2 separate regions of the Homo sapiens genome follow, and region 2 is linked to region 1. Evidence: read pairs that join two places in POLR2A ChIA-PET (ENCODE). Cell type or tissue: endothelial cell of umbilical vein. All regions are shown on one strand. Links, peaks and the distances in the headings refer to the core of each region. The heading gives the core; the rest is flanking DNA.

Evidence for each region. Peaks named below come from ENCODE experiments on the same cell type or tissue, not always from the same donor. Only the 100,000 strongest peaks of a DNase experiment are listed, where the experiment ranks them.
Region 2: POLR2A ChIA-PET joins it to region 1 with 5 read pairs; 2 of 35 experiments call an interaction of 5 or more read pairs at or near these places.

Annotation. Positions count from the first base shown.
Region 1 is chr18:448,604-464,548 of GRCh38, reverse strand. All of the region lies in intron 2 of COLEC12 (collectin subfamily member 12), which reads left to right. Among named protein-coding and RNA genes, the nearest start is that of COLEC12, 44 kb to the left of the region's middle. In endothelial cell of umbilical vein, for the core only: no CTCF peak of the experiment used is centred there; DNase peaks (open chromatin) are centred at 6,798 and 7,208; H3K27me3 peaks cover 105 bases.
Region 2 is chr18:296,831-312,775 of GRCh38, reverse strand. No RefSeq gene overlaps it. Among named protein-coding and RNA genes, the nearest start is that of THOC1, 37 kb to the right of the region's middle. In endothelial cell of umbilical vein, for the core only: no CTCF peak of the experiment used is centred there; no DNase peak of the experiment used is centred there; H3K27me3 peaks cover 909 bases.

The DNA.
Region 1 (15,945 bases), core at 3,045-11,044:
CAGAGAAAGCAGTAAAGAGGGATGACTGTTTAAGGGAGAGGCATTAAAATGAGGAAGTCCCCAGACAGTCAGTGGGAGAAAGTGCCTTAAGGCTGAGGAAACAGAATGAAGGTACACCAGTAGCAACGAGGAGCATTAGTGCCTGTCCCATGGGGAAATGGACTGCGGCCCATTCAAAGGAGGGAAGCACATATACATACACCCAGCTCTGGGATCCATTGTTAAGTGATAGACTGTCGCGAGATGCTGTGTTTATTAGGGATGCTGAGGAGGCTGCAGAATAGTGACTCATGACTTCTGCTCTCAAGGTTGCTACAGCCAAGTTAAGAGGACAAAAGTGACTCGCATGGAACAATAGCAGATAATACAAGTTAGTGTATCCGTGGAGGTTTGTGGTAAAGATGAGTCCAGACAAGAGGAAATTGGGAAAGGAAAAGGAGAAGCGCAGCAGCAGTGCGGGCCTCTAGTGAGCACACGCGGACAGGCAGGGATTAGCTCAGGGTGTGGGTGGGGATGGAGAGAAAGAACCAAGAAAGGGAACCAGTCAAAAACCTTCCTTCCTGGAGCTCGGGCTGGGGGTGGAGCTGTAGGGCATAGGGTGCAGGTGCAGGGAATGGGCCAGGCTAGTGAGCTAGAAAACAAGGCAAAAGAATTTCAACTTGAGTTGATTAAAATGCCTGGTCTCTGACAGCCTTTTCACGGAGCAGTCTAATTTACTACATGGTTTTATGTGAAAGAAGAGAAAGTGGAAATTGGGGGCTAGGGGAAGAGGGCTGTGGCTGTCACCGGTGAATAAGCTGGTGATGGACGTGTGACAACGGGAATGAAGTGAGAGAGAAGAAAGATACGAAAGACAAGACACTTTTATCTGTGACTCCGAGATGTCGCTGGCTCTGACTGTGTAACTGATAGCATCTGTCCACTGAGATCCGAAGGGTCAGGTGGGGAGAGAACAGAGCCGAGCCCCCGCTGTGCAGTCTCAGCGAACTCCCAGCCCCCACAGGAATCCCCACACTCATGTTTACGACACATGCTGCCACCTTTCATTGCATTGAGATGATTAAGCAACTAATTATTTTTCTCTCTGTGTGTGTGTGGTTTATTACTTTCTTGATTTTAATTGATATAGATCTTCTGAATTAGTTGGTTCTGGCCAAATGCAACAATTTATAGTTGGGTACAGATGCTAAGCACTTATTACTAAGCAACTATGGCTTCACCCGTGTGCCAGTATAATAATGGAGACATTTATGACTGGGGGGAAAATGAAACAATAAACCAAGGCTAAAACAAAACATTATGAAGGTAGTATGAAATGAAATGAAAATCAATGACTACTTTGCCAAGGGTAAGTAAATCACTTTCTAGAGGGGCTGATGCTGAAAGCCTGCAGAGGTTGGAAGCTTTTTCTGGGTACGAAGCCTAAGGAGGAGGCCAGTGGGAATGGCAGGATCAAGTGAACCCTCTCGGTTTCAGCCTGGGCTTCTTCAGAACCTGCCACCCTCTCCCTGACTCCCCCGCTTCTCCTGAGAGAACAGCTATCAGAAAACCTTGTTCTTCCATTGTTGCTGAGGAAGGCTTGAATCTGAGCTATTACACTTTATGTTTCTTAATAAACTCCAGCTGGGGAGAAATTAAACTGGGGCTACCCTACTTTGCCTTTTTCAAGTAAAAGAAACGTATAGGCTTCAACATTTCAACAATTGTCTGTCTTGGTAGAATGCTTATAAATCCATATCCATGTGGTCACATGCTCAACCTCATGATAAAATGGCAAGCCTGATCAAATGCATGTGGTGTGGGGTGACCTCACAGGCCAGGTGGGAGTCCTCCTCCGTTATTTTTAATAACAGCTTTATAGAGATATAATTTATGTATCATAAAATTCACCCATTTAAGGTGTACCAGTTCAGTAGTTTTTTGCAAATCCAGAGGTGTGCAACTACCACCATCAATTTAGAACATTTTCATCCATCCAGAAAGAACCCTTGTATCCATTAGCAGTCACTTTTCATTTCCCTCCAACTCCCTTTCACCCTTCCATCCTCAGCCACCACTAAGCTACTTTCTGGTTCTATGGATTTGCCTGTGCTGAACGTTTCATATCACTGGAATCACATAATATATTGTCTTTTGTGTCTGGCTTATGTCTTCAAGTTTCATCCATGTTGTGGCATGTAGCAGTACCTCATTTTTTAAAAATCCGGAATAATATTCCGTGACATGGACGGACCACATTTTACTTATCCATTTTCATCAATTGGTAGGCATTTGGGTAGTTTCTACTTTGTGGCTATTATAAATAATGCTGCTGTGAACTTTTGTGTGGGCTTGTGTTTTTAATTCTCTTGGGTATATACCTAGGAGCGGAATTGCTGAGGCACATGATAACTCTGTGTTTAATCTTTGGAGGAACTGCCTGAGTGTATCCCAAAGTGGTTCCACCACTTCATTATTAAGTATCCTCATTCCCTTCACCAAAAAAGGGAAAAAGACCAGCTTGAATTATTTTGCTGTAGTACTGGGATGATGTGTATTAACTAAAAAGAGATAGAATTGGAATGACCTAAGAGTGGTTTTAGATATGACGTCATTCATTTCCATCTCATTATCTGTACATCTCAATACACTTTGGTTTGCTACCATGTAGCCTGGATAACATTCTTATTCTTCCACCTTCCCTAAGTTCCTGTTATATGAGTACAGGGCAGTGCTGTACCTGAGCTTGCTAGTATGGTAGTCACAGGCTGCATGTGGCTACTGAGTACTCGAAAATGTGGCTACTTGAAATTGAGATATGCAGCAAGTCTCAACTCCACCCTGAAGTTGGAAGACAAGATGAAAGAAAAAAAAAATCTCTTAGCCGGGTACAGTGTCTCACATCTGTAATCCTAGTACTTTAGTAGGCCAAGGCAGGAGAATTGCTCAAGTTCAGGAATTCAAGACCAGTGTGGGCAACATAGTGAAATCCCATCTCAATTAAAAAATTAAAAAATTAGCTGGACATGGTGGTGTATGCCTGTGGTCCTGTCTACTCAGGAGGCTGAGGCAGGAGGACTGCTTGAGCCCAGGAGTTTGAGGCTGCAGTGAGCTATGATCAGGCCACTGCCTTCCAGCCTGAGCGACAGAGCAAGACCCAGTCTCTAAAAGATAAAAATTAAAATTTTTAAATTTTAAAAAAGAAAACCTCTCATAATAATTTTGTGTTGATTATATGTTGAGATAATAGTGTTTGGTGTCTATTGGGTTAAATAAAATATATTATTAAAAATCATTTCACCTGTTTCCTTTTACCTTTTAATATTGCTACTAGAAAAAATTTAAATTACACATGTGGCTTGCATTATATTTCTATTGGACAATGCTGTTATAGATGATTTTCAAGGCATGTTTTTTGAAGTACTGGAAAAATAAAATTAATCAGTCTAAACATCCTTTGGGTAAACTCAGCCGATTATTAGCAATTATTTTCATCACTGCAGAAAGACCAGGAATCCATTTGTTCCTTGAGTGAGAAGGTGAGTCAAAGACATGCCAGTCAGCTTTAAGCAGTGAGCCTTGACTGACCAACCAACCAACCTTCATTCAAAGTTAGCTCATCACACAAATAGAAACGTGACCATGAAGACATTAAAGCAAAGTCCTGTGATAATTGGATACGGCGCTTCTCTGACCCTCCGAGTGATATGTGCACCTAATAAGGGCTGGCCTGAGATAATGCCCATCTATGTTGTATAACCCAGGAGAGTGACCGGTAGACACTGCAGACCCAAAAAGGAAAGAAGAGAGGATGCACATAGCAGACTGTTGGGGGAGGTTGGTGACTGGGTCATCCTTCAGCTAATGTGTGAATATTACTTAATTCTAGAGAGTTGGCCCTGGGCTTCTCACGTGCCTTTTTGTTGCAGGTCAATGTTGAGGTTGTCAGGAAAGCTATATTGAAGGCATAACATACTTAGCAACTGTCTTTTGTAAAACACACGCAATGTACTGGTGTTTTTAATCTCAAATGTCTGGACATGAGGTTACTACTAGTGATATCATGATTCAAAACAGAGAACAGACCTGTATTTTGGCAGCATACTCAGGTAACATAATTTAGCTTGACTAAAGACCTTAAGACAGATAAATTCCTGCATTCTACTCCACGGGGAAGAAAACCTCTTCCCTTGGCTGAGGCTTTCACTGATGCGTAAAATGAAACTTGGGCTGGGGATGGGGGATTCAAAAGGTGACACAAAGTCCATAAAACCTTAGGCGTGTAGTAAATGAAGAATTCTGGTCTTTCTTGTGGCCCATTCCGAATGACCACGGAAGAAGAATAAAATTTAGGTACGAGCTGGCCCATATTTTATTCTTGGCCGACAGCAGGGGGACTCCACGTATGTTTGAATGAAGTCTCTTGTCAAAAACGTTCTTACTGTTTTACTGTGCTGCTTACTTGAGCTCACAGCCCGATCAAAATATCCGAGTCTATTTTCTTTTTTTTTTCTTTTTTCCTTTTTTTTCCTCTGATGAGTTCTTAAGTGAAGAATTCGGCAAGCTAATCAGTCATCACTCATCACTTGGCCATTTTAAAGGAGGAACCTCAGGGCAGTACCCCTGGGAAGTCCTGAGAGGTCATGATGGTTTACTGGAAAACAAGATAATTAAGAGACAACAATCTGATTAGCTAATATGTGTGTTGAACACATGTATTTTGTTGGATTCCTAGATTGGTTTCAGGGTTAACCGTATGAGCAATCATCTCCTTTGAGATGGTACTAAGCATCCATTTCTCTCCTGTACTCTCATAGCTGAGAGGCATGGGAGAGGCAGGAAATTCTGTCTTGGCCCTGGCTCTGCTTCCACCATTGAAGCTTCTGGAAGGTGCAGAAGGGTTAGACACAGGCATTGCGGTGTGCATAGGGCACCTGCTGCACCAGATGTGCAAAGAAAGCTGCGCTGGGGCCCCTTGATGTGGACCTGGCTTTAGTAGAGTTTTAGGGTAGACAAAAATGGTCATAAATGCCCCTCATATCTCCACTCGGGTTTTACATACGTCCCAATGAGGAAAGCTGTCTGATTTACAGTGTCACTTATAAATCCATTCCTTACCTGTGTGCCAGACATTGTGCATGCTAACTCTTCCAAGTGGTCATTCATTCAAAAGTAGACTTTTCTGATGGGCAGTGCTTAACTCCAAAGAAGACACAGCAAATGACCTTCCAGACTTATGGCAGATTGACATTGACTGGACAGTAAGTTTTGTTGGCATCTTTCAAATCTTAAGGAGATTTTCTCTGCCTGTACCTAAGAGCCATCCTGTCCTGAATCAATCCAGACCCCTCATTAGAGTCTGGGTGATCCAGCTGTAGCTACCTAGTTTTTCAGATAGCAAGTAAAAGTTATCTGAGTGCCAGGTCTGGTGGCTCATGCATGTAATCCCGGCTGCTAAAGAGGCCAAGGAGGGAGGATAGCTTGAGTCCAGGAGTTCGAGACCAGCCTGGACAACACAGGGAGACCTCTCCCAGCCCCCAGTCCCCATCTCTACAGAAAATAAAAAAATTAGCCTGGAATGGTGGAGCATGTCCGTGGTCCCAGCTACTTGAAAGGCTGAGGTGGGAAGATCACTTGAGCCTGGGAGGTCAAGGCTGCAATGAACCATGATCGTGCCACTGCACTCAGCCTGGGTGACAGAGCAAGACCCTGTCTCAAAAAGAAGTTATCTGAGTACCTCCTGTGCAAAATGAGAAGTTCACGAGGTGCAGTGGTGGACCAGAAATGAAACTGGGGAAAATGGCTTCACGTGGGAGAGAGAAGTCTTGAGGAGTGATCATATAGAGACAGAATCTGTGATCCTAAGGTCTGGAAGACGACAGTTTAGATGAAGAGGTCCAAAATAACAAGGGGCTTTTGAACAGGTGGTCTGTCCAGTAGTGGGAGAAGCTACCCCATCAGGGGGTCCTCAGCTCCTAGGTCTTGAGCTGCCACCGATTCACAGAAGCGAAGGCTGCCTTCAGAAAACGGGTCTGGACAACCAGGAACAGCAGTTTGCCAATGCCTGTGGCTAGAGGAGAGGGCCAACCTGGATCGTTCAGGTGCACTTCTCCTCTCCCCTCCTCAGCCCACCCACGTGTGTTCTCAGTTGTCTGGGTAAGTCAGCAAGCTCAGCTGGGGAAAAGACAGTTGCTCTGAATTACCAGAGATCTGTGTCTGTTCAAACACAGGATTAAATTCAGTAGCAGTTAAAATGATCCTTTTGCTTTCTTAACATGAGAAGCAAAAATATGTCCTTAGTGAGATGCTCCAAGGGTATGTTAGGAAATGAGTGCTAGAGTTTCCGGTCCCTGATGAGGTCCTCTGTGAGCATTCTTAAAAATACTCATGGAAAACAGTAAAAGAACTGCAAATGGGACAAAATCAGATCACAAGTGAGCTGAACGTTTTTCTCTTTTTCCAACTTTTGGACTTGAGGTTTATCTAACATTAGAGTCCTCCTCTTGCCTGAACTTTTCTGGCAGGGTATGGCCAGTCCCTTTGCCACAAAGAAAATGCAGTGCTTCTGGCGAACCACATCTTTGTGCAGTCATAGACATGTTTATGTAACTCAGAAGAACTTATATAAATTTCCAATTCTGCAAACTTACTGTAACTGTTGGAAAACTACCTATATCCTGCCAGTAAGATACGCCGTCTCCTCAATCGTAAGCACTAAACAGTCAAGGATCCAGCTTTTGTTGGCAGTCACTTTGAAAAATGCGCAATGAAGGAGGCTTGTTTTCATTCTACTCCGCTTGGTATAGAGTGCTGCAAAGAGCAAAAAGTCGGAAACAGCTGAGACATTTTGCAACTCTTGGGACTAGGAAGCCCTTCATGGAAGAGTCTAGTGAGCTTCATTTACACCTCATTTTAAGTAAATAAACACCAGGCTTTGTGGGCATCCATTTCGCAACTGCTCATCAAACTCCACCAAAAGATCGTTTACAGATTTTAACAGTTGTGTCCTCTTTTCGCAGAGATGGGGGAAGCTCTAATCAACATGATTTGGGTCCACTTTTGGGATATGTGTGCTTTGCTTCAATACTGTACTTGCCTTCATCAGCTCCAGCATGTGACATGGACATTCTTCAAGGCAGGGTTAAAAACATCTGCAGCCTAGAAATCAGCAGAGCTCCCCAGGGAGGGTGTTAAATCCAGAGTGTGCTGATCTGTTTCCTGTCTTTGTTATGATTTCTTCACTGTAACTGAATCTCCTTCGGCGCTGCAGTGCCTGGGTACTCTGTGCAGCTGTGTCAGCAGGCCGAGGACTGTTGGCTTAGGGGGCTCCGTTCCCATTTACACGGCTCGCGTCCATAATCCCAGTCAGGCCTGTTCGTTCACAGGGTAAGCTGCTCCTTGTCAGCAGATCGGCAGGCCTCACTGTGCAGCCATGCTGTTACATGTAATCTAATTAAGATTAATTAAGAGGAAGAGCAGTTACCTGGCTGCACTGATCCTTGCCAAGAGAAAACCCTCGGGAATGTGAACAAACCACCATCCTAACAAAATGCCGTGAAAATGCTGCGGAAAAGCAGTAAAATACTGTCTTTAAGACCTGCGAGCCGAGAAGTGGGAGGGCTGGCACTTCACCAAGGAGACAGAGTACGGGGCTCAGGGTCCTCAGGTATATAGGCATTCCTGCCTGGCTCTTCCTTACCACCCGGATTTTGTTTTTGCTTTCTGGGTAGAGCTCTGATGTTGCCAAACAGCCTGTGCTCCTCGTGAACAATCTCTCCAGACTCAAAATAGCGAGCAGCCAAGGGGCTGCCACTGCTTGCGGTCCACAGCTCAGTCAGCGGGCTGCTCTTTGTTGGAGAAGAAAATACGCCTTCTGGAAATCTTACAGGTTACATCGTTTATTCTCAAAACACAACATCAGCTGCCAGTGGGTTTCCAGTAAGCTGCAAGAGCATTTAACCCAAATGGGTTTGTGACCTTCCTAAGCGGAGGTGTGGGAAGGCTCTAGTGAAGTGTGGTGAACAGATCGTCGGTAACGCAGAAGTCATCCTGCTGTTCCGGCACTGGAGGCAGAGCCCGGCCAACTGAGTATTTCTCCAGAGGATGTTTCTGGGCGGCCTTTCCCTCCTTGTGTAAAGCGTCTCATCTGTGTGGGCCTGGTTTATGAGTACAAGTTGCTCACGGCACATGATTGGCCCTAACTCCCCAGTGCTTTCTGGCACTCTTAAACCAGCGAGGGGTTTGTGTTTTGTATGAAGGTTGTGGAACTAGAGACAGCATAGCACCAAGAACTATTTTTGGTCTTCATTGAGAACTCAGACTGGGCATAGTAGCTACAGTGTGCCTGTTGGGTTTTAATGCTGTCATGCCTACCTCTGTGAGACAGGATAAAGGTGGAAGTCAAATGTTTTTCTCCATTCTTTGCCTAAGATCAATTCAGAAAAGTAGTAAAATGCTCCATAGAAGGTACTGCAAGACCCTCTTAAACCAGCCAGCCTCCCACCACGTGCTTTGTCCTACCACCTGAGGGCTGACGTGGTCTGATTTCATACCCTGCCTGGGTTGTGCTTGATACACTTAACTATTGTGTCAGTTAAAGTGTGCTGTGCTGAGCACTATTTACAATAGCAAAGAACTATTTACAACCCAAATGCCCATGAATGGGCAAAGAAAATGTGCAAATGGGCAAAGAAAACGTGACACATATACACCACAGAATACTATGCAGCCGTAAAAAAGAATGAGATCATGTCTTTGCAGGGACATGGACGAAGCTGGAAGCCATCATTCTCAGCAAACTAACACAGGAACAGAAAACCAAACACTGCATGTTCTCACTCATAAGTGGGAGTTGAACAATGAGAACACATGGACACAGGGAGGGGAATGTCACACACCCAGGCCTGTCAGGGGAGGGGGGGGCAAAGGGAGGGGGAGCATTAGGACAAATACCTAATGCATGCAGGGCCTAAAACCTAGATGATGGGTTGATGGGTGCAGCAAACCACCATGGCACATGTATACCTATGTAACAAACCTGTACATTCTGCACATGTATCCCAGAACTTAAAGTAAAACACTGGCTAACATGGTGAAACCCCGTCTCTACTAAAAAATACAAAAAATTAGCCAGGCATGGTGGCGGGCACCTGTAGTCCCAGCTACTCAGGAGGTTGAGGCAGGAGAATGGCATGAACCCGGGAGGCGGAGCTTACAGTGAGCTGAGATTGTGCCACTGCACTCCAGCCTGGGTGACAGAGTGAAACTCTGTCTCAAAAAAAAAAAAAAAAAGCGTAAAATAAAACAAAACAAAAATAAATAAAGTATGCTGTGCTGTTTTTACCACATTATAGCATCACAATGCCTTTCATTTCTATTTATCTCCCAGTGTAACTTTCCGCTTAGCCACAATGCGGCCATGGAGCGGGAAGCAGTGATCTTTAGCCTTGTTTCTCTCTGGCCTTCTTGAAGGATGCTGTGGGTTTGTGCTAATAAAGGTGGCTCTACTGGTGAGGGGATGGGAATGTTTCTGGCAGGAGTAAAATCAGAAGCATCTGTGATCGTCAAGTATGATTTTGTCAACATGTGTCTTTCATTGAAAATAAAACTCAAAATTCTGAGTATAGGAAGCCCTTTCTAGCCAGTCCAAATGGCTCAACATTTATTTGTTCAGCTATTTATTGAGTATCTGTCATATGCCAGACTCTGTTTTAGGCTCTGGAAATAGTTGTAGAATGAGACAGAAAAGACCTGCCCTCATGGCAGATGAGAAGACAGGTAACAAACTAATCGAAAACCGTCATTCAAATAGTGATAAATGCTAGGGAGAGGACAAGGACAAGGGAGCAATAGAGAGGAGTGGCTATTCTGTTTTATTTATTTTTTTGGAGACAGAGTCTCACTTTTATCTCCCAGGCTGGAGTGCAATGACGTGATCTCGGCTCACTGCAACCTCCACCACCTGGGTTCAAGTGATTCTCCTGCCTCAGCCTCCCAAGTAGTGGGAATTACAGGCGCCTGCCACCACATCCAGCTAATTTTTGTATTTTTAGTAGAGATGGAGTTTCACCATGTTGGCCAGGCTGGTCTTGAACTCCTGACCTCAGGTGATTCACCTGCCTTGGCCTCCCAAAGAGCTGGGATTACAGGTGTGAGCCACCATGCCCGGCTGATGAGTGGCTGTGTTAGATAGGGTGGTTAGGAAAGGCCTCTGGGAGGAGGTCATGTGGGAGTGGGAACAAGAACAGAGTGAGGGAGGCTGTGATTTGGGAAGCGCATCGTAGCCTCATGGTGTGTGGGAAGTAAAAAGTCCCTCAGGTGGAAACAGCATGGAATGTTCTAGGAATAGAACTAAGCCAGCTGTAGCTACAATAGAGTGGCGGGGAGATGGAGGAGATGACGTCAAGAAATAGGGCTAGAATATGTTGAGACCAGGGGGCCCATGGGGAGGGCTTTGGAGTCTATGGAAAGCCTTCAGAGGGCTCAACTAGAGAACGGATATGTTTCATAACATAACCCACTCTGACTGCTGAAGTGCGGAAGCAGGGAGATCTGTAGGAGGTTGTGCCTCTAGACTAAATCAGAGGTGATGGTGTCTTTGATTAGAACACTGGTCCTGGAGATGCTGAGAAGTGATAAGATTTGGGATGTATGTTAGAGGCAGAGCTGACCAGGCTTGCTGATGTGGCTATCAGGGAAAGAGTGAGATTAAGGGTGACTTTTAGGTGCTTGAGCTAAGCATCTTGCTGAACAGGGGTACATTTATTGAAGGGAGGAGCAGATTTTGAATTTTGTCTTTATTATGTCAAGTTTGCGATGCTTATTATACATTCAGTGGAGCGTAATTGCATGAGTCTGGATCTGAGTCGAGAAGTTGTGGCTGCACATAAAAATTAGGAGTCTTTAGCATAGAGCCCAGGGACTGGATGAGACCACAGAAGAAGAGAGTATAGACAGGGAAGATAAGGGCTGAGGACTGAGCCCTGGGGCATTATTTAAGTTGAGAAGAGGAGGGAGAACTTAGCATTTAGCGCTGACAAATCCAAATCCTATGTGTCTGGTTCCCTCACTCCCAACCACACAGCTCTGTGTTCTGTCTCTGTCTCTGTGTCTCTCTCTGTATCTCTGCATGTGGGTAGCTGAGGGTGGGGATGCTGGTCAGGGGAAACTGGCTGATAATTTTCCTCTTCCTCCTCCTTCCTCATCCTTCTCATTTTCCAGTTTCTCTTCTCTCTTCCTTCTCCCTCTCATTTCTTTCTTGATTAATTCTTAAATTCTAGAAATCCCCAACCTGGCCAGGAGTGCCTCTTGTCCTTGTGTCTCCTAGCACGTTCCTATCTTTGGTGATCTCCAGAACAAGCCAGTGACACTGATCATACGATGCTAATTTAGAATTCTTGCTTGCTAAGTTCACTGACACATCTTAAGAGGGGAAGTTGGACTGGGGTGGAGAAAGAAGCAAAATAAACCACCAAACCCCAGAGACCTCTCTTTGTTGTTCAGAAGTTCTCCTGTGTATCAGAAGATGGACTTGGCAGTGTGTAATAAAAGATGACTCTGGTTTCCTGCTGGTTTTTAGGATGATGTCTTTTGGTTACATTCTTTCAACTTGTAAAATATTAACTTCCAATTCCCATGGGGGAGGACCCCTGAGTGGTGCTATTTCAGTGGGACAGAATCACAGCATTCTTTCCCACCTCCTTAGCTGCCCTGTGCTCCACTTGGAAGCACCTGTGGCCAAAGCTCATAGGCACTTGTGTGGCAGGAAGAACAGATGTGAAGTTCTGTGGAAAAGAAATACAACACAAATTGGCAGAACACAGTAACTTAAAAAATAAATCTGAAAGTCAGTCCTGGAGAGCCCATCTTTGGGTCCTGGCTTTGATTGGAAAGAGTTATGGTTTTGTTGGGGTAATAGCAGCTGATCTTTCGTCCTCCCACAGAATCCTGCCAGAGCCAACACTTGGAAGCACACAGCTAATGAGAGGATTTCTTCCAAGGTTCTTAACCAAATGCTCTTTGATAGTGGTGGTTGTGAGGCGGAGGAAGATGCTTCTGCTGAAGAGGGGGTTCCTAGAAGCAGCAACCAAAGCCCTTAAAAGAATCAACAGCGATCATTATATAGCCACCATTTAGTGAGAGCTTACCATATGCCAGGCACTGTGCTGTACTCCCCGTTTCATCTCAATTAATTCTTACTATAGCGCTATAAGAAAGTATCCCATTTTATCAGTGAGGAAACTGAGGCTTAAGGAGATTGTATAAATTGCCCAAAGTTATAGGCCCATAGATGGTAGAAGTTTGAAACCACATTTGCTTTCAGAACCCAAGCTCTTAATCTAAATCATATATTGAGCACAAGGTGCACAATTCAAGTTTTTTTCCAACACGGTGTATGTGAGTGATCATTGATGCCAATGAAATTTATTCACTCAACAATATCTATTCTGCTTAACACTAGATCACGCATAGTTGGGCATTTAAAGATATGTGACGCTATTCTTTTTCTCGAGCAAGTTACCATCTAGGTATGAGAAAAGGCTTCATCTTTAAAAAATAGAGAAGAGTTTAAGGCTGTATGTGATGAAGTGCCACAAAGTTCTCTGAAATGCCTTCCAGGCCTTCTCCCCATTATTTTGGATATTATTAATAATACTTGGCTCCTCTTTACTTACGTGAATTTCTGTAGGCACCTTGATTTCCTCCCCCTGGAAATGGTCTTTTCTTTTCTACCACATGGCCAGGCTGCAAATTTTCCAAACTTTTACACTCTGCTTCCCTTTTAAATATAAGTTTCAATTTCAGGTCATTTCTTTTTTTTTTTGAGATGGAGTCTCGCTTTGTTGTCCAGGCTGGAGTGCAGTGGCGTGATCTCGACTCACTGCAACCTCCGCCTCCCAGGTTCCAGCAATTCTCCTGCCTCAACCTCCTGAGTAGCTGGGACTACAGCCACCTGCCACCACTCCTGGCTAATTTTTGTATTTTTTAGTAGAGACGGGGTTTTATCATATCATCCAGGCTGGTCTTGAACTCCTGACCTTGTGATCCACCCACCTCGGCCTCCCAAAGTGCTGGGATTACAGGTATGAGCCACCGCGCCTGGCCTCAGATCATTTCTTTGCTCATGCATATGAATATAGGTTGTTAGAAGCAGCCAGGCCACATCATAAATGCTTTGCTGCTTTGAAGTTTCTTCCACCAGATACCCCAAATTTTCCAAACTTTTGGGCTCCGCTTCCCTTTTAAATATAAGCTCTAATTTCAGGTCATTTAGGTGGAAACGTCCAGCAGTCAGTAAGATGTGAATCTGAAGTTCATAGGAGGGGAAATGGTCATAACATATGTGAGAGTGAAAACCATGAGAATGGATGTGATCACTGACAGGGAGCAGGCAGGAGGCAGGAGCAGGAGTCAAGGACAGAGCCCTGGGGCATGCCTACTTGAAAGAGGTGTATGGAGGTGTGTATGTTCATTCATATGCTCACGCATATGAACATAGGCTGTTAGAAGCAACCAAGCCACATCTTGAATGTTTTGCTGCTTAGTAGTTTCTTCCACCAGATACCCTAAATCATCACTCTTAAGTGCAAAGTTCTACAGATCCCTAAAGCAGGGGCACAGTGTGGCCAGACTCTTTGCTAAAGCATGGAAAAAGTGGCCTTTACTCCAGTTCCCAATAAATTCCTTATTTGCATCTGAGACCTCCTCAGCCTGGCCTTCACTGTCCACATCACTATCAGCATTTTGGTCACAACGATTTAACAAGTCTATAGGAAGTTCCAAATTGTCCTTCATCTTGCTGTCTTCTTCTGAGCCCTCCACACTCCTCCAACCTCTGCCCATTACCCAGTTCCAAAGCTACTTTGATATTTTCAGATATCTTTGTAGCAATGCCCTACACCTCAGTACCAATTTTCTGTATTAGTTCTTGCACTACTATAAAGAAATACCTGAGACTAGGTAATTTATAAAGAAAAGAGGTTTAATTGGCTCACAGTTCTGCAGGCTGTACAGGAAGCATAGCAGCTTCTTCTAGGGAAGTCTCAGGAAACTTAAAATCATGGTAGAAGGTGAAGGGGAAGCAGGCACATCTTAATGGCCAGAGCAGGAGGAAGGTGGGGGAGATGCCACACACTTGTAAACCACCAGATCTCAGAAGAACTCACTCACAATACAGTGCCAAAGAGGGTTAGTGCTAAACCATCCATGAGAGCTCTGCCCTTATGATCCAGTCACTCCTCCCAGCAGGCCCCCCCTCAACATTGGGGATTACAAATCGACATGAGATTTGGCGGAGACACAGATCCCAAACCTTACCAATGACCCAGTGAAATAGGCGGAAAAGACATTTTCCGAGAGCTGGAAGGAGAACCAAAAGAGTGTGGTGTTATGGAAGCCGAGAGAGTTTTAAAAAAGAAAGTCCTTGTGTTTTCATCAGTAACTTTGTTGTGTATCAGTGTTTTCCCTTCATGTAACTTAAATGTCCACTAATGCAAGTGAAGGCAATCTATGCCTAATTTCTTCACTAAATATTCTACTAATAAATGATTTACTGACAAAATGAAATTATATAACTGAAAAGGTTTAAAAATGATAAGAAATATCCCAATGGAAGCTGTTTTTTAAATAATGTTATTACTGTCAGTAACAAAATTATGATGACACAGGTCCAACACCTTTTAAAAGAGAGGAGGTAAAAAGGAGAGTTGGATATGAAGAATCTCAGACTGCAGTGCAGCTCTGAGAAAGTCTCAGCCAGGTACATGGGTGCCCGGGAGCAGAGATTGCCTGTCAGAAGGGCCCCATGAGGGCAGAAGTGACCTGGCTCTCGTGTCCCTGCCATGATCAGTCATTGGCTGTAAGCAGACTCCGCCCGGACTGTGTGGCCTCGGCAGGAATCACGGTGGCAGATTGAGAGGGGCAGTGCTGGAGGCTGTCAGCTGGCTAGGCATCCCTTATTGCTGAATAGCTTACTGAGGGCGTACCTCCGTGGCTGCCTAGTGAGTCTCTTTCTGTAAAAGCAGTTCAGTGTGGGAGTCCCTGAGAGAGAGTTTGCTGCAGAAGCTTCATTACAGTGACCTATGAAGCAACTGACAGCTTTGCAGAGTTTGTTTCCATTATGTTGCAGGTCTCCTTCAAAACAAGTTTTGGCACTTTTGATGCCAACTAGAGTGTAAACTATATTTTAGAGCGACTAGTTTAGAGTGTAAACAACAGTAAGTGGAGCAGATTTCCTCTCAACTTAGCCTCAAAGATAACCTCTCACACTAGAGTTATTTTTTTACCTAATACTTCTTTTTTTCCTGGTTACTGAAATCATACACACTTACTATAACAATCTGTAGAAATGTGTAACTTAGAGAGTAAAAGTCTTCTATAATATTCTATCCCAAAATATAATCATTGTTTTAAAAAGGTATGTATTCTACCTTAAAGTCCACTTTTATTGTTATATTTTACTATAACATTCTAATTATAATATTTTATTATAATTTATAGGTTTCAGTATGATTTCAATGAAAGATGAATTCTGGCAAACAGTATTTATTCCCCTTTCCCCGCTGGGTGTCATTTCTTTGGGAATAGAAAAATGACCTTGTTTTGTGTATCTAGCCAACAATTCTTTTTAATATTTGTGAGTATACCAAATGTACAATATTCCTTCAACTGAAGTAACTTTTTAAAAGAAACTAGAATTTATTCCTCCGTATGCTTTATTTTCATGAGGTTTGGGTACAGTATAGTAAATTTAAAAATCTTTTGAACTCTTTAAAATGGTCTTTGTACCTATATAATAGAAAAGGATCTGTTCAAAAAAATTCTTGCCACAAATTCCTTTTGATCATTTTCATTTACTTAATTGCTCTAATTTATGCTTATTTTTGTCCACTGACAACCTAATTGGCCTCACAGACTTCTCATTTTATTCAAAGTCCACCAGCAGTTACTTCTTTTGAATACCACCTC
Region 2 (15,945 bases), core at 3,129-11,128, 150 kb after region 1:
ATGCAAGGAAGGAAGAATGGATATGGGTGGAGAGGAGCATAAATGGCATTTGCACCATTCACAGCTGCCCTCCTGAATCCGCCTCCTATGGGACAGATTTTCCACCTTGCCCTCCTGTGGAGACTTCAGTGGATTTAATTACTGGCTCCATTCTTCACAGCTCCCCATATCTACCCTCTTTGCCATGTAACCTGGCAGCTCCCCCTCTCTATGGGAGGAGTGTACTTTCCTGCCCTTTGACTTGGGCTCAGTCACGCGCCTTGCTTTGGCCAATGTTGGTGGATGTGATACAGCCAAAGCCTTGGAAAGCACCAGGGTCACTGGGCTTGCCCTCTTGCATATCTGCCATCACCGTGCAGAGTTCCCCTGGCCTTCGCCTCTGTTCCTGTGGCCAGGGCCCTAGAGTGAACACACCTGGAACAAAGCTGCCCCAGCCAAACAGACCTGTGATGAGAAGCAGAGCCAGCCCAACCTTCAGAGCCTGCAGCAAAGCAGTCCCACCAAGCCCAGCTGAGATCAGTCAACCCAGACTGTGAGAATAAATGCTTAATGCTGTATATATATATATCCCATGGAGATTTGGGTTGTTCATTACACAGCATCATTGGGGCAACAGCTAACATACGGGTCCTTGGGCCCTAACCTAGCAGCTGTCTATGTGGCTCTTTTCTATTTGTCCCTTCAGATCCCATCTCCACACTTTTCCACCATTCTCTGGGCTTCAGGGAGATAGATATTTACAGGTTCCCTTGGCTTCTGGCAACCAGTTGTGTTTGGACAATGAGAGGCACTGGCAGGAGAAAGTGAAGTTGAGGTGTTTATTTCCCTGGTTTCCTCTCTGAAGGTCACCAGGAATAGATTTTATCTCTCTGCCAAAGGCCATATCTCCCATCAGTTGGTCCAGCACTCTCTCCTGCCAGTGCCACTGCATGCCCAGGCTGGAGTGTGGTGGCATGATCTCGATTCACTGTAACCTCGACCTGTTGCACTCAAGGTATCCTCCCACCTCAACCTCTCAAGTAGCTGGGACTACAGGCGCTCACGACCATGCCTGGTTAATTTTTATATTTTTTTAGAGGCAGGGTTTTACCATTTTGCCCAGGCTGATCTCGAACTCGTGGGCTCAAGCAATCTGCCCATCTTGGCCTCCCAAAGTGCTTGGATTACAAGTGCGAGCCACCACACCAGCCTCGTCCGGCTCTCTGTCCAGCTCCAGGAGTAGCAACCTCCTCTTGCCCCTAGTGATACTCTCAGCTGCCATTAGCCAAAGATCCTGCACTATCCTTTGTTGTTTTCCCTAAGGCCTGCCCACATCTTTGTCAATTGCCCCTTTATTAAACTCTCCTCAATTACCCAGCCTGAGTGTGCCATCTTTTTCTTGTGGAAACCTGATTAACACCCCCACCTCTTGACCGCACCCACTTTCATGGCTTGAGGGCCTCTGCTCATCCTATTCCTGGCCTGCACTTTACCACATAATGCATCCCCTTCTTTTCATGGGTGCAAACATGAGTCCCCTTTCAGGGCACAGCCCATATCCCCCCCTTCCTCCATATTCTCCATCTCCCAGCAAGCCTCTCCTAAGATCCACTGCCTGCACCACACCATCAAGGCTTTGTTTCATACAAAAGTACAGCAGTCTCTGAATTGCTCAGGGGGCCCTGGGAAGACTGTGAAGGTGCCACAGTGAATGGGAGGAGAGTATTTGCAGAGCAGGTGGAATTCTGGATCACTAGTCAGAAGGACTACATATGTATGTCATATGTGTGATTTCACTTCAGGTTCACTGTTTCTAAAGAGTTTGAAAATGTTGATGCAGTACACTAGTCTTCAACTTTGTATGGATATAAATCTAATCTACCCAAAATGAATAAAACAAATTTAAATATCTCTCAAATCAAGGAATTTTTGTTCTCCCTTTATTATAAGGCATAGAATAGGGGCCAATGAAGGATAGAAGGATGGATGGATGGAGGGAAGGATGGATGGATGCATGGATGAATGAATGCATAGATGGATGGATGGATGGATCCATGGATGAATGGATGGATGGATGCAGGGATGCATGAATGAATGAATGGGGGGACTTGGTCCTCACCATAAGCAGTTTCTCCATAGCTTCTTCCCCCTCCTCATGGTCTGTAGGAATATGTCATTTTGATTCCCCACAAATCATACTGGAAGCATCTCTCCTGGCACCTTGACCAAACTCTGAAAGGCCAAGTAAAAGGGACTGAAGGTCAGAAGGATGTGGGACAGGTTGGCTGGATTCAGCCCCACTAGGCAGCTCCAGATCCCGCTTACTGAGATATGAGAGGAAAGTGGCACAAGAGAAATGGCACAGAAGTCTGATGCTTTGGGAAATCCTACTCAAACATAGAAAGCAAGAGTCCTCAATGGACCTGCAAACATGTTTTGTTAAATCTATAATTTCTGCCCTCCTCAAAAAAAAAAAGATTTCCTACCTTCAACCTTTCACTATGATGTTCATAGATAGTAAAATGAATGAAATATCCATTTTTCTCTTGCTTAGTCAGCATATATAATTACCACATTTTAAGTGCTGTAGCATTAACACCACCTGGTTTTTTGTTTGTTTGTTTGTCTGTTGGCTTGTTCATTTGTTTAGAGATGAATCTCACTATGTTGCTCAGGCCAGCCTCAAACTCCAGGGCTCAAGCAATCCTCCCACCTCACCTCCCAAGTAGCTGGGACTACAGGCACAAGCCACTGCACTTGTCTTTTATCTGGTTTTTGTTTTTTGTTTTTTTTTTTGTTTTTTTGATGGTGCTAGCTAATAACTTTTTTAAAAGTCAACTTTTAGGTTCAAGGGGTACATGTGCAGGTCTGTTACATAGGTAAATTACATGTCACAGGAGTTTAGTGTTGCAATAATTTTGTCACTCAGGTATTGAGTATAGTACTCGATAGTTTTTCAACCCTCACCCCACTCCTCTCCTCCCACCTCAGGTAGGCCCCGGTGTCTACGGTTCCCATCTTTGCGTCCAGGTGTACTCAGTGTTTAGCTCCTTCTTATAAGTGAGAACATGCAGTATTTGGTTTTCTGTTCCTGCATTAATTTGCTTAGGATAATGGCCTCCAGCAGCATTGCTGCAAAGGACATGATTTTGGGCCTTTTGATGGCTGTGTAGTATTCTCAGGTGTATATGTACCACATTTTCTTTATCCAGTCCACTGTTGATGGGCATCTAGGTTGATTCTGTCTTTGCTATGTCTTTGCTAATACCTCATTTCTAAATAATTATTTTTTGTGCTTTTATTTGCAGAATACGATGTGAAAAGAAGCTGTTGTTTCTCCAAATATATGGTTTGGGGTTCATTTTATAAAGTACTCTGGATTTCAGGTCCTATAAGATGCCACTTAATTGAAGCTTTGCAAAGAAATAATTATTTTACACCAGAACTTCACCTGTTTCAACCCTGTACCTACAACCTCCCTGGGCGAAGGTTACTGAGAGTCCTAATGACCAGCACCTTCATGGAGACCTTGGTGTTTCTTCAAAAAAGAAAAAAAAAGCCTAGAAAAAGAAAGGTAGATGACAGATAGAGACAGACAGAGAGAGACTGGGGACCAACTAGGAGCACAACTGTTACTTTTCAACCCAGAGTCCATTTGAACAAGTCCTTCTTTCAGTGCAGAAAGCACTGCCCTGCCCCCGAAATCCACTCAGGTTCTCCCCTGAACCCCAAGCCTGAGGTTTAGATTTTGACGGATTAGGAAGAGCTGACTCCGCAGCACACACTTTTTTTAGGGTATGAAAAAATCACCTGCTCAAGATCCTCTTTGCTCACTTTTCAACTCTGTGGTCATAATGTTTGAAAATTAATGTATAGAGCCCTGGAAATTATTTTTTCCTGTTTTCATTTTCCTTCCCAGCCAGCAAGGTCCCATGCATTGCATTTTCCAGAGTCTGCGTAAGAAGTGGCTCCTTGGTCAGCTGGCCCTGGTGTCTGGCATTGCGGTTTTCCTCCGCCTGTGGAGACAGTTTTCCTCCCTCTGAAATTCAGCTCACTGATGGGCACCTGCCACAACAGGCACTTAATTTAATTACCTCATTAAAGACCCTATCTCCAAATACAGTCATATTCTGAGGCATTAGGGGTTAGGACTTCAACATAGGAATGCTGGGGGACACAATCCAGCCCATAACACCCTCCATGCCTCCTTCACTCGCAGTAAATGTCTATTTCTCCTGTTTTATTAAAAAGGTTGAGGCCAATGAAATGTGCTCTTCAAACTCCTTCCCGCCCACTTTAATATCTATCTGTATTAGTCTGTTCTCACAAGGCTAATAAAGACATACCCGAGACTGGGTAATTTATAAAGGAAAGAGGTTTAATGGACTCACAGTTCCACATGGCTGGGGAGACCTCACAATCATGGTGGAATGCAAAGGAGAAACAAAGTCATGTCTTACATAGCAGCAGGCAACAGAGCATGTGCAGGGGAACTGCCCTTTATAAAACCATCAGATCTCGTGAGATGTATGCACTGTCACGAGAACAGCATGGGAAAGACTCACCCCATGATTCAATTATTACCTCCCACTAGGTTCCTCCCACAACATGTGGGAATCATGGGGGCTACAACTCAAGGTGAGATTTGGGTGGAGACACAGCCAAACTATATCGATATCTGTGCCTTTACCTATTTATCCCTTCTTCATTGGTGAAGAAGCTTCTCTCACCTGGGCCACAGAACTCCCCTCCAGCTGTGTCCCCCATTCCCTCCATGCCTGTTCCCAGAACCAGAACTAACTCACTGCACCTGCACCGCTGGAAGGTGCCGCCCCTTTCCTCCCTCAGAGAACAGGCCATTCCAGGGAGCCCTCTCTTGCATTCTCAGCCTCTTCTCTGCTGCTTGTTCCTTCCCTTCCCCTCAGTTCCTCTCATTCCAAAAAAGAATTGTTTTAGTAAAAAGAAAACTGTAAAAAAGAATTTTCTTTTTCTCTTTTAAATTGCCACCTTTTCTGCCCCCTTCCTGTCACTGGCACACTTCTTAAAAGAATGGTCCACACCTGCAAGCACCCGTCCCCTTCTGCCTTCACACTCCTTTACGCCTTGCAGATCTGGCTCCCACGGCCCTCCTAAAAAGGGGCTCTCTACGGTCACTGGTGACCACCTGAGGTTTTGTGGGGATTCAATTAGAAAATGCAGGTAACACATTTGGAGTCCAGTATCAGGCCCATGGAGGTGATCCCCGTTGTCACTTCGGCGCTGTGATCCTGGCCTGCAGTGCTTTCTCCTGTAACACTGACTGTAATTTTGTGCCTTCAGGGGACAGGGCCACCTCCACTACAGAAAGAGCCCAAATGTTCAGGACAGAGCTCCTCAGAGCCCAAGGTATGTGCCAAAAGGCTCTTCCTGGATGAATTATCTGATTGACGGGACCGGGGCTAGCCCAAAGAAACAGAAGCAAATGGCCACAGACACAGCTCTGCCTTCATCCTTCAAATCCACTCTCTCCACACACACCTACACACACATCTCTTTTTTTCTCACTCGGTTGCCCCTTCTTTGTGGTATTCTGAAGCATTAAGAGGTCCATTGTCACTTCCATTGACTTGTTACTCCTTTCCTCTACACGCAAAGTCAGCTCTGTCCCCCCGCTTCTCCTACTATCTCTGTCTTTCTAGGACAGACTTCCTATCCTTTTTCCTGTCAATGGAGGAAAATGACAAGACAAGTATCAATCATTTTAGAAGATTCATTTGCAAAAGTTAAGGACACACCTGGGAGACAGGTCTATGTCTTTTTCCAAAGATGATTTTGAGGGCTCCAAATTTAAAGGGGAAAGGGCAGGGACATTGAGAAGCACGCAGTTTTCACATAAAAAGGGCAGAGGAATAGTGTGGGGACTCTGCATTTTGCATAAGACAACACAGACAAAATGGGGTAGGGAACAATCAGATATGCATTTGTGTCTGGCAGTCAGAGTGACTGCACCTGTGAAGATAAGCTATCAATCTGCGTTTCCATGGTGAAGTTTTAACAGCTCACCAGGAATTTCCTTATGAGCAAAATATGGGGCAGGCTGGTAGTTTTCATCTTGTAGCCATCTTGTTTAGGAACCAGAAGGAGGAGGCAGGTGTGTGTGACCCACTTCCCAGCTCGACTTTTCCCTTTCGCTAAATGATTTTGGGGTCCCCAAATTTAATTTCCTTTCACATTCCCAAGGCCAGCTATTCTCCATTTTCCCAGAAAAGCACTTTTTGTGTATTTCCATACTCAAGGGAGCTGGGAACTTCATACAATAACTGAAGTTTCAGACAGTCCTGGAGAAAAAAAAAAAAAAGCAGGGGAACAAACTGGGACCTCCTTCTAATAGCAGGTGGTCTGGGGTCTGTAGAGGGCCAAGAATTCCGGAATTTCTATATCCCTGATTGGCTTCCTCAGGTGGAATACCCCTCATCCACACCTCCACCCAATGAAATCTGGCCCTCCTTACAAATTCTGCCTCAATGCTACATCCTCCATGAAGACACCAACCAGAACAACTTTTTAAACTCTCTCATGCGTCCTTTGTTCCTCTGAAGGCACTGACCCTCTGCCGGGATTTTTGAGTTCCCGGAGTATTTGTCTACCCCTCCCCTCACAAGGCAATAGGCATCTCTTGAGGCTGTAGCTAGGTCTCTTTCTTTTCTTACTTTTTTTCCCTTCTCATCCTTCATCTGCAGAAAAGGACTATTTTACATTTTTTCATCACCTGGCCCAGCGCCTTATACATGAAATGCACCCAATAAATAGGAATCGGATTGAATTAAAAAACAAACAGAATCCTGGCCGGGTGCGGTGGCTCACGCCTGTAATCCCAGCATTTTGGGAGGCCGAGGTGAGTGGATCATGAGGTCAGGAGATTGAGACCATCCTGGCTAACATGGTGAAACCCCGTCTCTACTAAAAATACAAAAAAATTAGCCAGGCGTGGTGGCGGGCACCTGTAGTCCCAGCAACTCAAGAGGCTGAGGCAGGAGAATGGCGTGAACCCAGGAGGCGGAGCTTGCAGTGAGTCGAGATCGCGCCACTGCACTCCAGCCTGGGCAACAGAGCGAGACTCCTTCTCAAAAAAAAAAAAAAAGAAAGAAAAAAAGAAAACAAATAAACAAACAGAATCCTAAACTGATCTATATTTAATCTGATCTCAAGCTTGTCATATTTGTTTCTAGAAGAAATGAAACAAACAACCAAGGGTTTGTCACCACAGGAGAAGGTGACAGGCTGCCTCTCCCAGCCAAGGATGCGCCATTCTTGGCAGAGCTGCTGTTTGAGAGTATGCGTGACATTGTCGTCTTTTGTCAGACACACTGGTTCCAGTCGCATGACTGATGGCAGCCACTCTGCCCTCTGCCCAGCCCTGTCTCAGCTCCTTATGTAGTTAGTATGAGACTATAAAGCCGTGCAAAACTCAGGAGAGCCTAGAGGTGGCATGAGGCACATCAGTGAGTCACTTGTGTGGACAGAGCTCTGTGTGGCCGTTTTCCTTGGAAACTTGGCTATCGCAGGGCATTTAGGAGGCAGTTCCAGAAAGAAAAAAAAAAATCTGTCATCCAAGACAAAGACAGCAGCTAGCCCTCCTGGGGTAAGACAGCAGAGACTGCTCAAAACCACTTACACAGCTGGGGAGGGCTTGCAAACTGATGCCACTTATTTAGAAAATAAAAGAGAAACCCCAGATACCCTTAGACTGTCTCCAGGGCCAGAGACAGCATTGCCTGGCTCCCCACAGAGCAGCTCAGGAGAATTCAAGTCTTATGGAGAAGGCTCGCATCCCAGATGGCTGCAGAGTGGTAGCCTAGTGCTCTGGTCTAAGTGCTTATATCCCCCCCAAATTCATATGAGGAAATCCTGGCCCCTAGGGTGATGGTATTAGGAGATGGGGTTTTTGGGAGGTGATTAGGTATGGAGTGGAGCTCTTATGAATGGGATTAGCACCCTTATAAGAAGAGACATGAGCGGGGCTAACTTTCTCTCTCTCTCTCTGTCTCTCTCTCTCTTTCTCTCTCTGTGCCCTGTGAGGACACGGCAAGCAGGAGCCATCTATGAACTAGGAAGCAGGCCCTCACCAGATACTAAATCTGCCAGCATCTTGGTTCTTCACTTCCCAGCCTCCAGAAATGTGAGAAATAAATGTCTTGTTTACAGGCCACTCAGTTTATAGCAGTTTGTTATAGCAGCACCCCGAATGGACTAAGACACCCGGCAATGGCTGAGGGAGTGCCCTGGTCAGATGAACTTCAGGGCAGTCTCACAGAACCATAAGCCAAAGGTGCCTGTGAGCCCCTCAAGGAACAGGAAAGTGACTGAACACAAGCCACAATACCAAAGAAGCCAGGGCTAGAGATAAGAAGAGTGTGTGATCTTCACAAACATGATAGGAAACCCAAGAGGACCATGAGGACCAGAAAAGACAGCTCTCAACAGAACTCAGCAAAGGCAGAGGTCAGCGTGCAGCTGAACGCCTCTCATCGCAGGATGATACACATGCCAACCTCCTAGAAACCTAGAACATCCTAGGGGAGGGGAAGGAGGGGGAGAAGGAAGATCTTGCATTAATTGAGTTTGAAACTGTAGGAATCATATTTAGATCCAGAAGGGACTGAGTTACTTTGAATTGATGAAATTAAATTTTCTGCTCCCTGTGGAAATTGGGAAGTCAGTACTCAAGAAACTGACATATACGAGAAGCTGAATGGGCTAACTGTAAAATTAAATACATGTACTAAATATAAAATGAATGTACTAATACCTGTCTCACAGAATTCTTGCAAATTTCATTTCATTAATGTAGGAAAAGCACCTAGCACAGCATCTGGCTCCTAAAATGCAAGCTGCAGTCTTGGTTTCCTTCCTTTCCTTGTCATTCTATCTTTCAAGTCCCTGGTGCAGCTTAGGAAATAACAGCTTTTAGTCAGCCCAGACACCTAATAATATGGCCCAGATGAATGGCTGAGCAGTTTTATGGATAGACAAAAGAGTGGCCGCTCCTTAAAGAGGAGGTTAGCTCCACCCATAGGAAAGATGAGACCCTGAGAAGAGAGCAAGGAAGAAGCTGTGTTTTTTAAAGAGTTGGGCTGAGGAGTTTGAGACCAGCCTGGGCAACAAGGTGAGACTCCACCGCTACCAAAAATTAAACTTAAAAAAATTAGCTGGTTGTGGTGGTGCACAACTATGGGCCCAGCTACAAGGGAGGCTAAGGCATGAAGATTGCTTGAGCCCAGCAGGTCGAGGCTGCAATGAACAGTGTTCTCACCACTGCACTCCAGCCTGAGTGACACCAGCAAGACTCTGTCTAAAAAAAAAAAAAAAAAAAAAGAGTTGGGCTGACGAGCAACTCCTTAATCCCACCTAGGGACTTTGTAGTCTGCGAATCAATACAGTGGCTAAATTATTAAATGTCCTCCCTAGCACTGTATTTGGAAGAAATCTCAAGAGAAAGGTTATTTCTTTCCATGCTCATACTAGACTGGGGATCATCATCCTACAGTCCACAGGCCAAATACAGCCCACTGTCTGTTTTTATAAATAAAGTTTTATTGGAACACAGCTGTGTTCATTGTGTACTGTCTATGGCTGCTTTTGAACTACAATGGCAGAGCTGAATAGTTGCAACAGAAACCATAATGGCCTGCAAAGCTGAAAATATTCACTATCTGTCCCTTTGCAGAAAAAGTTTGCCAATACTTACAGTAGACATATAATTTATTCTTCTATAGTGCTTAGAAATTATTTCACAGAGCTGGGTGTGGTGGCTCATGCTTGTAATCCCAGCACTTTGGGAGGCCAAGGCGGGTGGATCACTTGAGGTCAGGAGTTCGAGACCAGCCTGGCCAACATGGTGAAACCCTGTCTCTACTAAAAATGCAAAATTAGCTGGGTGTAGCGGCACGTGCCTGTAATCCCAGCTACTCGGGAGGCTGAGGCAGGGGAATTGCTTGAACCTGGGAGGTGGAGGTTGCAGTGAGCTGAGATCGCACCACTGCACTCCAGCCTGAGTGACAAGAGTAAAACTCCACCTCAAAAAAAAAAAAAGAAAGAAAGAAACTATTTCACACATATAATTTTATCTATTTAGGGCCAAATACCTCTATGGATTAAGATATTTTATCAGTCCTATTATTATTATGTTGCTATTATGCTTCTACTTTACAAAATGAGGACCCTGGGGCTCAGAGTGTTAATGGACTTGCTGCTGGGTAGCAGAGCCCTAAACCTAGTCCTATCTCCATTCCACTATTTTCCCACTCTCCTTACAATATAATAATAATATAATTGGGAGTCATAATGTGACCTACCGTTTCAGGGCACACAGAATCATCTTAATTAGCTTTAAAAGCAAAGTGGTACCTTCAAAACCACTCTTGTAAGACGTCACCAAAAATAGCACCACTGGTCAGAAATGTTCCTTTGGCTCAGTGTTAGAAGTCCACACCCAGCCCAAGGCCACATCAAGTTTCCTGCCTATGGAAATGAGGTTAGCAGCGAGCCTGAAGTCACGTCACGTGGCATGTGCCCTGTGTCACAAAAGCAATATTTACATCATCCTAGAAGCAGAGGCATTTTATAAAAGTAGCACATCAAGTCATGATTGTCAAAAAGTTAAAAACATAATTTTCATGCCAGGCATGGTGGCTTGCACCCGTAATCCCGGCTCTCAGGAGGAGGTTGAGGCAGGAAGATGGGTTGAGGCCAAGAGTCCGAGACCAGTGTGAGCAACACAGTGAGTCCCCATCTCTAAAAATAATTTTAAAAAACATATTTTCCTACACATATACAATGGGTACATGTTATTAATGATGGAGCTAGCAGGATGGAAAACCTGGTTTAAAGTAAACAGGACATGGACATCCACGTCTTACAGAGTCAGGATATAGATAATGAAAAAACGGTTATAGGCATGAATGTTTGTAGCAGCTTTATTCATAATGCCAAAAACTGGAAACAACAATATGTTTTTCAATAGGTGAATGGATAAACTAACTGTGGTATACCTGTCAATGGAATGTAATTTGGCAACAAAAAGAAATGAGATATCAAGCCACAAAAAGCTAGGACATAACCTTAAATGCACATTGCTAACGGAAAGAAGCCAGTCTGAAAAGGCTACATACTGTATAATTCCAATTATGTAACATTCTGGAAAAGACAAGACTATGGAGACAATAAGATGATCAGGACCAGGTATGGTGGCTTATGCCTATAATCCCAGCACTGTGGGAGGCTGAGGTGGGAGAACTGCCTATTTAAAAATTATGTTTTTAACTTTTTGACAATCATGACTTGATGTGCTACTTTTATAAAATGCTTCTGCCTCTAGGATGATGTAAATATTGCTTTTGTGACATAGGCCAGGAGTGTGAGACCAGCCTTAGCAATGTAGGGACATAAAAAGATTCTATCTCTAGCAAAAACTAAAAACAAACAAACAAAAAAAGATTAGTAGTTGCCAGGAAGGAAAAGGGAGGGGAGGGGAGAGGGGTGACTATGTGGCACACAGGAGATTTTTAGGACAGTAAAACGGTATGGGAATTGTGATGATAGATGCACGATGTTTTACATTTGTCAAAACCCATAGAACTTTACAGCACAAAGAGTGAACTTTAACGTTTAAAAATTTTTAAAAAATCATTTAAGAGGTCAAAGGATCCCAAGAAGAAATGCAGTCTGTAACATGAGAATCTAACTATATTACAAATGTACGAAACAACCTCACTGAAGAGGGTGGGGGGAAATGTGCTGACCTAGTAACTCTGGAAATGAGTGAGGTCTGCAAGACGAAAGGCAAAAGGACCTGCACACCACCACTGTCCCCTGATTAATGAAGTGGTTTCTCATGGGGCACAGATGAACAATTCTGCTGCTGCTATACATGTTTACTGGAATTGATCAATTAAATAAATGGATGGCAGATGCAGGGGGCAGTGTCTCACTCTTGGAGTGAGACTTAAGGATAAGCTAGAAGGAGGCTAGAAAGATCCATGCAGTCGTGGATTTGACTTGGAGATATCAGTATGAACTCATGTTTGGCTTCATATAGATACAGATGTTATGTATGCATAGATATGTGTGTATATATATATGAGTTAACATACATAAATATATTTCTGTGCTCTGTTCACTGCAAGCCCAAGAGAAAAAATACCCCAGTATCAACAAATAAACCCAATATGCAGCATCCATGAGTCCACAGTGTTAAAATAAATGATTGAATAATTTATTAAGTGGAGGAGAAGAGACAACTCTCCCATGAAGAAGAATTCCAAATGATTTATGTAGCTACTCCATCCTCAAGGATGGGGAGTACAACTCCTCACTCCTTAGGTGTGGGCTGCAGATAACTTCTTTCCAAAGAGCACAGCATGGAAAGGAAGAGGAAGAGTGAGTTTGCGGTGGAGAAACCTGACAAACGCTACCTTAGCCCGGTGATGAAGATCAACATCTCTACTAAAAATACAAAATTAGCTGGGCGTGGTGGTGCATGCCTGTAATCCCAGCTACTCGGGAGGCAGAGGCAGGAGAATCACTTGAACCTGGGAGGCAGAGGTTGCGGTGAGCTGAGACTGCACCATTGCACTCCAGCCTGGGCAGCAAGAGCGAAATTCTGTCTCCAAAAAAAAAAACAAAAGCAAAAACAAACAAACAAAAAACCACTAAGGAAAACTTTGGTTAATAATGATGTATCAATATCAGTTCACTCATTATAACATGTATCATGCTAATGTAAGATGTTCATAATAGGGAAAACTGAGTGCAGGGTATAAGGAAACCCTCAGTACAATCTTCTCAATTTTTCTGTACATCTAAAACTGTTATAGAAAAATAAAGTATATATTAAAAAAATAAAGATTCTTAGAATAAGACCACTAAATTAGATACAAAATTGTCCCACAGGGCAATGGAGTCATAACCTTTGGAATTATATTTTTAGCCAAAGAGAAGTTAACTGCCCCTCTGCCAGACAAAAATCATTTGCAGCTTACCAATTACCTTCATTAACATCTAACTTTATAGTGTTTGAGCCACAATCAATATAGTCATCAAAGTTACATTCCCCTGGAGGTTCAGATGGCCCTTGGATGGGCTGGTGGGTCAACACTGCAGGGTGACATATGCACACATCTATGGTCATCCTTTTACCTAATTTTTGGATAACTTTATCTAAACAAACATAACTCATCACCCTTGTGCTTCTTTCTTCACAGAAGCCATCAGGACTAGCCAGACCCATGGTTCTTAACTGGTAGGTCTCATGTAGCACTGTGGCATCCCACAAACCCATTGCTAACATGCAGCCAAATTTCTATCATGGTATACATTTCATTTTTGGTACAGCTAGAATTCTTACTGTTGCAGACATATTCAAAAGATGAAACACAAAGGTGAGAAGGCTGTGAAGAGGGATATAGAGCTATATGCAACTCTCTGTAATTGTAGGAGCAAAATGTATTTTTTATTTTTATTTTTATAGATTTAAGGGGTATGAGTGTAGTTTTGTTACATAGATATATCATGTAGTGGTGAGGTCTGGGCTTTTTGTGTACCCATCACCTGAATAGTGTACATTGTCCCCAGTGGGTACTGTTTTCATCCCCTAACCCCTTCCCGCCTTTTGGAGTCTATTATTCCACTCTCTATGTCCATGCGTACTAATTATTTAGCTCTCACTTATGAGTGAGAAGATGTGATATTTGACTTTATGTCTCTGAGTGATTTCACTTAGGATATCGGCCTCCGGCTCCATCCATGTTGCTGCAAAAGACGTGATTGTATTCTTTTTTATGACTGAGCAGTATTTCATGGTGTATATGTGCCACACAAAATGTATATTTTTATTGGGCCAGTACCAAAGTTGAATTTTATACTTATTTAAGCATGTCATTGAAAGGTCAAGGCAGTGAAAAGCTCTTCTCAAACACCTTCGGCCTGAAAAAATGCCAGGTGAATGAGGCAATAACTGTGGATGCTTTTATAGACAGCATGAGAAAGTGTTAAACCCTAATAGTGATGGCGTGGTAATTACTGCTTACTCATTTACTGTGGTTTTGGGTATTTCATTCTCTTCAGGTATGCCACCAAAAATTTTAGGATTTGAGAATGGGCTGGAGACCTATGAGTTGAGAATCATTGAGCCAAACCACTAGTATGTCAAGACTAAGAGGAAGCAATATTATGGGAATTGAGTGAAAGGCTGATAGATTTTATGACCCTATCTGCAAAGTTTCTGCTTTCATGATCAGGAGCTAGGCAAAAACACTTCTGGGCCCATCCAGGCCATTTCAAGAAATAGCTCATAAGTTGAGAATTCATCTCCAACCAACTGATCTCAGAAGAGAGAAATGAAGGGGTGGAGGGAAAGCAATGTTTCATCTCACTGAGCCTTAGACCACTGTCAACACTGTAATTATATTACGTGCACTGGCTATTTTGGTCATTTATTGAAATAAGGTACATGGGATAATTTAAAAACTAAATTCAGTCAGTCACTTCCAAAAACATCCAGCTGGTTTGTGTGTGCAGCAATAAAGTGTGAAAGTGACATTGCATTCAAATTGTAGCCATGTGTGACTTGGCTTTTTTATTTGAGAGAAAGAAAATGGCTAGGCCCAAAGGCTTGTATTTCTCTGTGTCACTCTGACTTGCAGGAATAATGAATTCCTGCTTGTGACACAGTGTCTTGAGGAAGCAAGGAGAGAGGTGGTTTGGTGCACTTCCAAAGTTGTGTGTGAGCCTTCACCACAAGAACCCTGGTTCTGTGGGAAGGACACGCAGAGCACCTTGCTGAAGCAGGAGCTGGGAGTGCCACACATTCGCATGCAGACTCCCCTGAGATCCCGAAGCACTTCTCAAACATGAATTAACTTGAGCACTTTCACTGCAGGGCACTGTGCACAGTTACTCATTCAGGTATTCATCAAAGATTCACACAGTCAACAACACAGGGCCCCCCCATTATGTTCCAGATGTTGTGCCAGGTGAGGGGGCCATTCTTGAGTTCCCTGGAAAGCAGATCCCAAGATAGATAAACCTTCACTTCCCTCCCTCACCACCATTCTTGATTTCACTCACCATTGGCCGGCACTCTGGGGAGTCCAGGCTGCCTGACTGATGGGCAGACCCAGAACTTCAGCACTGAGTCCTTGGCTGCCTCGGCCTGGCCTCATCGAGCCACAGCTATTGCACTTTCCCATTTCCTGTTATCCCCTGAGCATGGAAGAACCAAGAGATGCCCCACTGAGTCCCCCAGGTTCCAGTCACACTCCATGATGTCAGAGCAGCCCTAGCTCCTCTTGGTAATTAGGGTCAATTTCACCTGTCAATGTAGTAATTCTTTTCTTTGCCAGTTTGTTCACTGACATTGAATAGCTTCAAAGGACCTGGCAGTAGTCACGGCTTCAAGTTCAACGACTGCCTGGTTTCCCCTGTGAGAACCAGAGCCATGAATATGGCAGAACCTAAAGCCGTAAGCTTGAGAAGCAGTGATTGTAAAGGAATCCAAAGCTACTTCTACTCCCCAGCTCCTGTACCTGTGAGTTCTAGTTATCAGGAACATAGCACCATAGCCACTGTTTTCATGCATATACTACCTGCTGGAGAACAGTGCCCTAATCCTACAGGCTATTGCCCCAAAGCTAGCACCCTACCTGAGCCTTCAAATAATCTTTCCACTCTCCTGTTAGACTAGCTACTTCCAGTTGATCCAATAACTGATAAGAGCAGTGGATCTCATGACCATGTGCCCATTGCTACAATCGGGTATTCTGTAAGTGCTGGGATGGGTGCTAACCGAGACATATGGGCAGCATAGGTAATCGATTCTGATAAAGACAAAGTGAAATTGAAATCAATCTGCTACCAAGTGGCTGGTCTGGTCTCCTTAAGAAATGGTGTCATGGTGAAGGCTCAGCATTAGCTGTCCACATCCACAAA